Linked DNA regions of Homo sapiens: region 1 is linked to region 2. Evidence: read pairs that join two places in POLR2A ChIA-PET (ENCODE). Cell type or tissue: CD4-positive, alpha-beta T cell. All regions are shown on one strand. Region 1 has its middle 49 kb from the start of PRKAR2B. Region 2 overlaps PRKAR2B (protein kinase cAMP-dependent type II regulatory subunit beta).

Region 1 (5,000 bases), 130 kb after region 2:
ATGTAATATCAGGGCTGTTTTGCTGAGTCACAATTAACCTGTTGCCTACCATGAAGGTGAAAATATTTTCAGCCAAGCTCACTAGAATTAGCCCTCTAAAGTTTGTATTTGCATTTTTTGTTTAGAAGTTTTGTCATTATTAAATGTCATCATCATTATTTTTGACCACTGCTCAAGTTAATGTCATTGGCAAATGATGAACACATGTATGTTCCATGATTCAAGTTGTCAAGAGAAATTGTAAACATTCTGATCTCAGAACAGATCCTGTACGTTCAAATTTTGTATTTCTCTCAGGCTCACCTAGAACTCTATATGCCTATTTGAATAATCATAGCCCAGTTTAGGGTGGTCAGAGTCAATGTTTCAGAGCAAAAAGAGAATGGGTTTTGGGTAAGATAAACCTATTTCAGAGTCCCAGCTCTGTTTCTCAGTAGGTAGGTGACCTTAGGCAATAACTTAATCTTACAGAGTCTCATGTTTTCTCTCCTTTGGAAATGTGCAACTACAAATCCTCCCTCAAAAGGGTATTTCATGAAATGAAAAAGTGTTTAACACACTGACTTACTGTATTTATAGTATCAATTATATATGATACCACATTTATAATATTTACATATTAAAGTGTCTATAAATATTAGTCTTTTTTCCTTTCATGTAATATATGATAGATAACATGCATAGGTGAGAGTATACATATGGATATTTTTCTTTCTTTTCTTTTTTTTTTAAGACAGAGTCTCGCGCTGTCGCGAGATCTCAGCTCATTGCAAGCTCCGCCTCCCGGGTTCACACCATTCTCCTGCCTCAGCCTCCTGAGTAGCTGGAACTACAGGCACCCACCACCATGCCCGGCTAATTTTTTTTTTTTTTTTTGTATTTTTAGTAGAGATGGGGTTTCACTGTGTTAGCCAGGATGGTCTCGATCTCCTGACCTTGTGATCCGCCCGCCTCAGCCTCCAAAAGTGCTGGGATTACAGACGTGAGCCACCGCGCCCAGCCTACATATGGATATTTTTCTAACTTAGTCTGCTCAAAGAAATTAGGGGAAAGGAAAAATAATTCAAACTAGCGTTGTACTAACCCTCAGAAGGTCATTCAACCAAAGGTGACTGGGTTATGCTTGAGCATCAGGCGATATTGGGCAGGGGGCACTGGGTGCTGGATGGGAGCCAGACCAGGAAAGCTTGGCCATGGCCAAGAATGAGGCTCAGGGTGAAGCCAAGGAGACCAAACAGAGCCAAAGAGGGGCAGATGCCAGTGCTTGAAGGCAGTGAGGGCTCAACACTGAACAGTAGTGGCCCTCAGAAAACCTGGAAGACGCCTAGAACAGGCAAAGGGTCAGCTGTAAGGAACAGATCAGGAGCCCAAGAGACTGCATCAGGGGAGAGAGTGCAGCCAGGGCCAGGAGGGACTCTGGAGCAGCACGGCCCCAGGCTGAGGTCGTCTATGAGACAGGTTACAGTCTGTCTTCCAGAGCCACTCTTGTCTTTTTATATGAACATAGCTAAACTTCTGTTCTCATATTCGGCTTTTTGGTAGGCTTTTTTGGGTGGGTATAAATGTATTCTTCTATAATTAGACACACTGCACTAGGAAGAGTAGGCTAAACAATATAACTCCAAAATCTCAGTGACTTAACAGAATAAAAGCATATTATAAACTCATATCACAGTCCACTCTAAGTAGGTGGGGAGCATTGTAGGGAGGGGACCCTGTTTTATGCAATTATCCAGGGATCTAAGTTCCTTTCATCTGGTGGCTCTGACATCCCCAGCAGGGATTCCTAATTTCTTTTTTTTTTTTTCTGATTCCTTTCTTTTGTTATGAATTTTCTTGGAAGTTTAGTGAAGTCTATAGACCCAATCTCAGCATGAGGTTTTCAACTGGATAAAGTAAAATACACGGGTTTTTTTTTTTTTTTTTTTGAGACGGAGTCTTGCTCTGTCGCCCAGGCTGGAGTGCAGTGGTGCAATCTCGGCTCACTGCAAGCTCCGCCTCCCGGGTTCACGCCATTCTCCTGCCTCAGCCTCCCGAGTAGCTGGGACTACAGGCGCCCGCCACCACACCCGGCTAAATTTTTTGTATTTTTAGTAGAGACGGGCTTTCACCCTGTTAGCCAGGATGGTCTTGATCTCCTGACCTCACAATCCGCCTGCCTCAGCCTCCCAAAGTGCTGGGATTACAGGTGTGAGCCACCGCGCCCGGCCAATACACGGTGTTATAAAAGAAGCCGATTAAATCAAATTACTCTTATGAAAATAATTACAATGTAAAATTTTGATAGTGTAATAGATGTGTTTCCTTATTAATGTCCATTGTTTTTCACAGGAGGCATGTGCCTGCTGCAGAGCTCCCCAGGATTCATGGGAGTGCTCCTGCTAACCCCGAGTCAGGGCCAGCGCCATAGCTGGGTGCCCACCACACGCTTCGTATAATGTTCCATCACCTATTGCTGCAGAACAAACTGGCCCCCAAACTCAGTGACTTCAAACAACTGTTTTATTTTGCTCATGATTTGGTGGGTCAGGAATTTGGAAAGATCTTAGCTGGGCAATTTGTCTAGGATCTACATGGTATCCACTAAGACAGCTGCTAGATGATGGAGTTCCAAGATGGTTTCTTCACTCACACGTTTGGCACCTCGGTGCTTCTTGGCCGCAGTCTCTACATGGCTCGGGTTCCTCACAGCACGGCGGTTTCAGAGTAGTCATACTTAGATGGCAGCTGGCTTCCAAAAGCAAGTGTTCCAAGAGTGGAAATCGAGTATAAATATGGATATTTTTCTAACTCAGTCTAAGAAATTACAAGAAAGGAAGAATAATTCAAACTTGTGTTGTAATACTAAGCCTCAGAAAGTCACTCAACAAAGGGTGACTGGGTTGTCCTCCAACATGAAGCAGTGCTGAGCGGGGACCACAGCATCACTTCTGCCGTAGTCTACTAGTCAAAGCAGTTGCAGAGTTCATCCAGAGTCAAGGAGGAACAGACACAGTCCTCACCTCTCAATGGGAGGGACATCCAAGAACTTGTAGCTGACTTTAATCTGCCATATATTTTTTAAAATCTCATTTAATCTGTATAATAACACTATGAAGTAGGTGTTACAGTCTCCATTTTACTGATGAGGTTTGACCATGCCTTGTCCAATGAGGTGTAAGGAGGAGTACTGTGTAACTTTTAAAGATGTCCCTATGACTCAAGGATGTCAAAAAATTTAAGTGTCCTTAAAGAAAGAGTTCTTTATCTCTTCTGCTGAATGCCATGCAGATGTGATCACTGGCACTCAAGCAGCCATTCTGAAACACGAGGGAGCATGCTAAGGTGGAGGAGTAGTAATACAGATGGAGCCCCAGTCTTGACGATCACGGAGGTGCCATACCCGCCTTGGGCAGCTGCCTCTGGACTCCATTTAAAAATGTGAGAAGGAAACAAATTTACCTTTTGGTCTAAGCCACGGTTATTTGGGGATTTTCTGTTTCTCACAGTTGAACGTAATCCTAAATAACATAGAAGAGCTGTATACATTTGGGGATATGAGTATCAACTTTGTCATGACAGCTTCATCTCAGTGATATGGAAGTAGAAGGAAGCAGGAAATCATTAACAAACTGAAATAACTTTATGGAGAAGACGTATCCTAGAGCAGCTCAAGAAAGAGAGGAAGCCTGGGCAACATACTGAGACCCCCATCTCCAAAAAAAAAAAAAAATTAAAAAATTAGCTGAGCACAGTGGTGCGTGTCTGTGGTCCCAGCTACCTTGGAGGCTGAGGTGAGAGGATCATTTGAGGCCAGGAGGTTGAGGCTGCAATGAGCTGTGATCACACCACTGCACTCCAGCCTAGGTGGCAGAGTAACACCCTGTCTCAAGAAAGAAAGAGAGAGAAAAAGAAAGAAAGAAAGAAAGAAAGAAAGAAAGAAAGAAAGAAAGAAAGAAAGAAAGAAAAAAGAAAAGGAAAGAAAGAGAAAAGAAGAAGAAGGGAAGGAAGGAAGGAAGGAGGGAAGGAAGGAGGGAAGGAAAAGAGGAAAACTCAATGTATTTATCCACTTAAAAATATTTCAGGTTGGCCAGGCATGGTGGCTCATGCCTGTAATCCCAGCACTTTGGGAGGCCAAGGCGGCAGATCATGAGGTCAGGAGATCGAGACCACCCTGGCTAACATGGTGAAACCCTGTCTCTACTAGAAATACAAAAAAAAAAAAAAAAAAATTAGCCGGGCGTGGTGGCAGGCGCCTGTAGTCCCAGCTACTTGAGAGGCTGAGGCAGGAGAATGGTGTGAACCTGGGAGGCAGAGCTTGCAGTGAGCTGAGATTGTGCCACTGCACTCTAGCCTGGGCGACAGAGTGAGACTCCATCTCAAAAAAAAAAAAAAATTCAGGGTGGCTAACATATTTGCCAAGGAACTGGAGATAATTTTAGGTGAACTCAAAAACCATGTGTGTTTTTAACACATATGAATAGGAATGCCCTGAGGGGCACTTATAAGCTGTGCTCTCCCATGCTGCTTGACCATTCCAGCTTTTTTGCTTTGCTCATTCCAGATTTAAAATCTTGGGCAGGAGCATCTGATTGGCCAAGATTGAGTTACACACATGAGCCAAAATTTCCAGGGATGGTAAATCAAGGATCAGGTTCTTCCACTAAGACCTATATGATGGGGAATATCATAAACATAGGAAAGAGGCCCTTCAGATACCCTACAAATCTCCAGTACACTTGGCATGCAATCCCTCCCCAGCAGTCACTGTCATATAAGTGAAACCACAGGCTATGTGGGGGGCTGAGGGTGGGGGGAGGAATTTTTTGTTTGAATCCACACACCAGGGCATGCGTTTGGATTCAGATGGGTATTCTCCATTCATGTGCATTAGTGATATTGGGGACGTGGGGAGGGGCTGTAAGGAATGTTGGTTCATGTGATTTTTAAACATTTTTAGCACCAGCTTGTGAAGGAAGTGTGAGCTACTTCCTTCTCTCATACCAGATGCCTCCTTAAGT
Region 2 (5,000 bases):
TTTCTCAGGGCTGTTTTTGTAGCCCTGAGATAACATCTTGAGAGATGAGAGAATATCTTCCACAGGACAAACACCTCAGGCTTCTTTACTTCTTGCTCCAACAGCAGTATATTCCCCCAAACTCAATATTCCTCTCCTGCAGTTCAACCTACTGTGCATTCAAGCATCCGCAAGGGGGCCTTTACCATCACCCCAGGGTGATCAGCTTACAAAGAGGGCAAAACTCAAGACCCTGTACAGTTCTTGACACTGTCACTGGGGGAAAAAACAAAGCCATTTCTATTATTAAGATTTATCTTACCGGATCCAGATTCTTAAACAGCAGGATGTCTTTGCAAGCCTCTTGCAACCTATTTCTTTGATCATCAGTTTTTGGATGTATAATCTAAAAGGACATCAGATTTAAAAAACAAAGACATTAGCCAATACCATCTCACTCAAAGAGATTTTAAAAACTAACAAAAATCAGAACCAACATTAGAAAGAAGAACTGTTAGCGCTCAAGTTTGCTTCAGGTTGGTGCTGAGATTCACTTTTGGTGACTGGTAACTTATGAGCCTACCAAGTAGGGGAACATAATTCACCTTGTTCGGGGGAGGTTGGTATCCATTCATCAATATAGCACTGAAATGTTTTTCAAAAGCATATTTTCCCCTAGGTTAGCAAGTTCATTATGCACACAACTGTGACTGGCTAGGAAGATTCCAAAGCTCCCAGCCAGTGGGGACCCGTACAAAAGGACAACAGGTGCCAGCAGCTACACTGAAAATTTGGACTGCTGTCATTCTGTTTCTACTGAGTTTAATACTCTTTCAGGATGTAATTCTTTCTTTTGAATCTTGATAAGGTCCCTGGAAAGAAGTAAAATGTTTAAATGTATATGGCATTAGATGCCGAATATATTTTTACACATGTGGTATGTACCTGCCCCACAGCGAGCAAGTGATTTTTAGAAGGGAGCAAACAATCATGCACTGCCACTCCAAGAGAATATGTGTTCCAGGGAAAAAGAGTCCAAGGAGGCTGGCTGGTGCACTGATTTCAGAAGGAACTCAAGGAAACTAGTGTGCTATATTCTCACTAAACTTGTATTCTAGAGTGTGAAGAGTGGCAGAATGCCGTGTGTGTAAGTGTGGCTTGCTATCTCTCGAGTCCCTTTTCACTAGCAGGAGGCTCAACTGACTTGGACCAAAAGGTCCACTCTTTTGTGAACATGAACAGTTTGTAACTATAAAATGAGTTAGAGGGGCAAGGGGTAGTCCTAAAAGCAGCAGACACGGAGTTGGTTTTCCTGAAGACCTACACACCACCCTTTCCTATTCCAATGCTCACTCAAAGAGTGACCACAAGAGCTGATGGGCAGGTACCTTGCCTCTTCAGGCAGCCTGCCCTACCATCAGAGCATCAGAGCTCACAGAATCAGGCAGCAGTGGAGTTTATAGCCACAAACATCAAAACTCACAATGGGAAATTTAAATCAGCATTTCAAACCACATCAGATGGCTAAAAATTAATGAAAATTATAAGCCTGAAAAGAATTGGGGAAACTTATAGTATTGCTAAACTATTTATATGTAAACTATTGATATATATACCATTTATTTGCATTATGTAAAGACTACATGAAAGAACTACTAGCTAGTAAGAGAAAGGGTCACTGCACTTTCCCCTCTAAGGGTAAGGTAGATGTAAACCTTTGTTTACTATCTGCCCAATATTCATCTCAAACTAGATTCTAAGATGACACACAAACACAGACAAAGTAGATCCCAGGGACTTCTCATTCACTGCTGCATAAGAAACCTTTAAAATTCAGGTATTAACCAAACCACACCAACCAAACTTCACTTCCTCCTACTTCAAATAAGGAAGGCTAACACACTAAAACAAAACAGAAAGTCATTTCTCACTTCACAAAATCCATCTAGAACTTCAAACCAAAGCAACCGAGATGTCTGCCTGCTGAGAAGCTGTTCTCAGAAAGGAAAGGGGGGAGAGGAGAGTGCATCAGGCATCAGTATCGTGCACCTGCTTCGCTCTGGTCAACTTTATGTCTTTCTCTCCAACCCATTCAATTCCTATAAGCCTTCACACAGAAATCCAGCTTTTTCCTCTTCTCTCTTCTTCCTGCTACCTCTCGTACCAATGACGACTTTTTTTTTTTTTTTTTTTTTTTGAGACAGATTCTCACTCTGTTGCCCAGGCTGGAGTGTAGTGGTGCGATCTCAGCTCACTGCAATCTCCGCCTCCCGGGTTCACGCCATTCTCCTGCCTCAGCCTCCTGAGTAGCTGGGACTACAGGTGCCTGCCACCACGCCTGGCTTTGGTTTTTTTTTTTTTTTTTTGTATTTTGTATTTTGTATTTTTAGTAGAGACGGGTTTTCACCATGTTAGCCAGGATGGTCTTGATGTCCTGACCTCGTGATTTGCCCAGTTCAGCCTCCCAAAGTACTGGGATTACAGGCGTGAGCCAGCGCGCCTGGCCTCTTTTTTTTTTTTTTTTTTTTTTAAGACACAGTCTTGCTCTGTCACCCAGGCTAAAGTGCAGTGGTGGTGCACTCGGTTCCCTACAACCTTTGCCTCCTGGGTTCAAGCGACTCTCCTGCCTCAGCCTCCTGAGTAGCTGGGATTACAAGTGCCTGCCACTGTGCCCAGCTAATTTTTGTATTTTTATTAGAGACAGGGTTTCACCATCTTGGCCAGGCTGGTCTCAAACTCCTGACCTCATGATCCACCCGCCTTGGCCTCCCAAACTGCTAAGATTACAGGCATGAGCCGCTGCACCCAGCCCAATCACCATTTCTAAGTAGTATTTTTTTTCTCAGCCCCACCTCCATCACTATGGTCTACTGCTCTCCTCCTGTTTCCCTTTTCCCTCACCCTGCCATTACTCCTCAGCACTCAGAGTCCACTCTCTGTAATTAACCTCGTCGGTAAAATCCCTCTTCACTGGGGAAAGTAAACAGCCAGAAAGCGGGTGTGGTCTCTGACACTCCAGCTCCTCTGTACTGCAGCCACCTGCTCTGAAGATGCTCTCCTACATTTTTCCTCTGGGGCTTAGCATGATCCCACCTAAGGGATCTCTCTCTGGATCACTGAGGCCTCAGCAATACACCCAAAGTGTGATTTTAGTGTACTAGAGGCCACTTTGGTTTTCATTAAAATTCATTCCTGATTTCAGATAAAAATTTTATTTGTTAAACAAACATAGCATAAATACATGCCAGGTACTATTCTAAGGGCTTTACTAATATTAACTCATTTTATCCTAGTGACAGATCCCATGAAGCAGGTTAAGAAATTTAGAGTTAAGGAAATCAACTTGCCCAAATCACTTGTCCAATGTCATCCAGTCCACAAGGTGCAGAGCCAGAATTCATGCCAGCCAGGCCAGCTACAGAGTCTATATTCTAAACCAGGGATCAGCAAACTACACCTGCAGGCAAAGCTGTTTTTGTATGTATGGCCTCTAGGCTAAGAATAATTTTACATTTTTTTAATGACTGGGGGAAAAAAAATCAAACAAATGATAATATTTCCTGACACATAAAATCTATATTAAATTCAAATTCAAGCGTCATAAAGTTTTAATGTAACCCAACAGACATGCCTTTCATTGATGTATTACCTACAGCTGCTTTCAAGCTACTATAGCAGAACTGAGTAGTTGCAAAGGAGACCCCATGACTCCCCAAAGCCTAAAATATTTACTCTCTGAAAATAGTGCATTTTTCAGTTAAAAAAAAATTTACCAAAAAAAGTTTGCCAACTTCTGCTCTAAATTTCTGCTGCCTTTCCATTAAAAAAAAAAAATTAGAAAAACAGTTAACAAGTAAGGTTTTAACTTAGACATTTTCTTTAAAGAACACTGTATATCGGTCAGGCACAGTGGCTCACGCCAGTAATCCTAACAGTTTGGGAGGCCAAGGTGAGTGGATCACTTGAGGCCAGGAGTTCAAGACCAGCCTGGCCAACAGGGCGAAACCCCATCTCTACTAAAAATACAGAAATTAGCCAGGTATGTGGTGGTGCATGCCTGTAGTCCCAGCTACTCGGGAGGCTGAGGCATGAGAATCACTTGACCCAGAGGCTTGGGGGCTGTGTTTTGATTCCTACACTGTTTCACTGTTTCTTTAGCACTTCATGTTTTTTAACTTTTCACTAATTTATTCACTTGTCTGCTTCTGCCACTAGACTGTAAGCTCCAAGAGGGCAGAGACTTGTCCATTTGCTCACCACTTTACACCTAGCACCAGGCCAGATATACAGGTGGAACTCCAAAAAATTTTTGTGGAGAAACATAAGAAATACTCTACCCTTATTAGCTCTTCTCTACCAGTTTCTACATGCTAGATCTAGATAACCCTTACATTTTCATTTATTAAAGGCATTCCAACTAAAATCTGTTATTTTCCAAAATGAGTCTTAAGTATTTACATTTTCTTTGAATTCATATCAGACGATAAATTTCTGTTTATACTACAGACTTACTGATTTGGTGAGTCTCAGAAGTAATACAAAATGTCCAAATGAAATGTAATTTTATCACAATATAGTATACATTTTCCTCATAGATATTTCCCAATATCCTTCTACATCTAAATAATTTTGAAATCTGTAATAATCATTCCCAAGCATGTGGTATGGTTTGCTTCATAGTTGTTGAGACTAAAGTAAGTATAGTTTTTAGTAACACATTTAGAGGAGAGAATACTCAACCTAATTGATAACCTAAAAGTACTTTGCTATAATCAAACATATAATACATTAACAAAAAAACTATTAAATATAACTTTAAAAGGTGTTACAGGGGACAGATCTTAGGGTAAATACACACCCCACAAAGATTCCTCCTCCTCTAGTAACTGCCCTTATTTACAGAAGTGGTTCCCAAGTAGGTTGGACTTTTTGACCCTGGCCCTACCCTGGGCCAAAGCTGGGTCCATCAGAAACTCTTTGGAAATTGGAATTTTGAACTGAGAGACACAGTAATAGAGATG

The links. Peaks named below come from ENCODE experiments on the same cell type or tissue, not always from the same donor. Only the 100,000 strongest peaks of a DNase experiment are listed, where the experiment ranks them.
Region 1: POLR2A ChIA-PET joins it to region 2 with 5 read pairs; 2 of 35 experiments call an interaction of 5 or more read pairs at or near these places.

The regions. Positions count from the first base shown.
Region 1 is chr7:106,992,708-106,997,707 of GRCh38, reverse strand. No RefSeq gene overlaps it. Among named protein-coding and RNA genes, the nearest start is that of PRKAR2B, 49 kb to the left of the region's middle. In CD4-positive, alpha-beta T cell, no CTCF peak of the experiment used is centred here; no DNase peak of the experiment used is centred here.
Region 2 is chr7:107,123,597-107,128,596 of GRCh38, reverse strand. It overlaps PRKAR2B (protein kinase cAMP-dependent type II regulatory subunit beta), which reads right to left. Exons shown (of 11, transcript NM_002736.3): 4 at 302-385. Among named protein-coding and RNA genes, the nearest start is that of HBP1, 43 kb to the left of the region's middle. In CD4-positive, alpha-beta T cell, no CTCF peak of the experiment used is centred here; a DNase peak (open chromatin) is centred at 1,916; H3K4me3 peaks cover 953 bases; H3K27ac peaks cover 1,529 bases.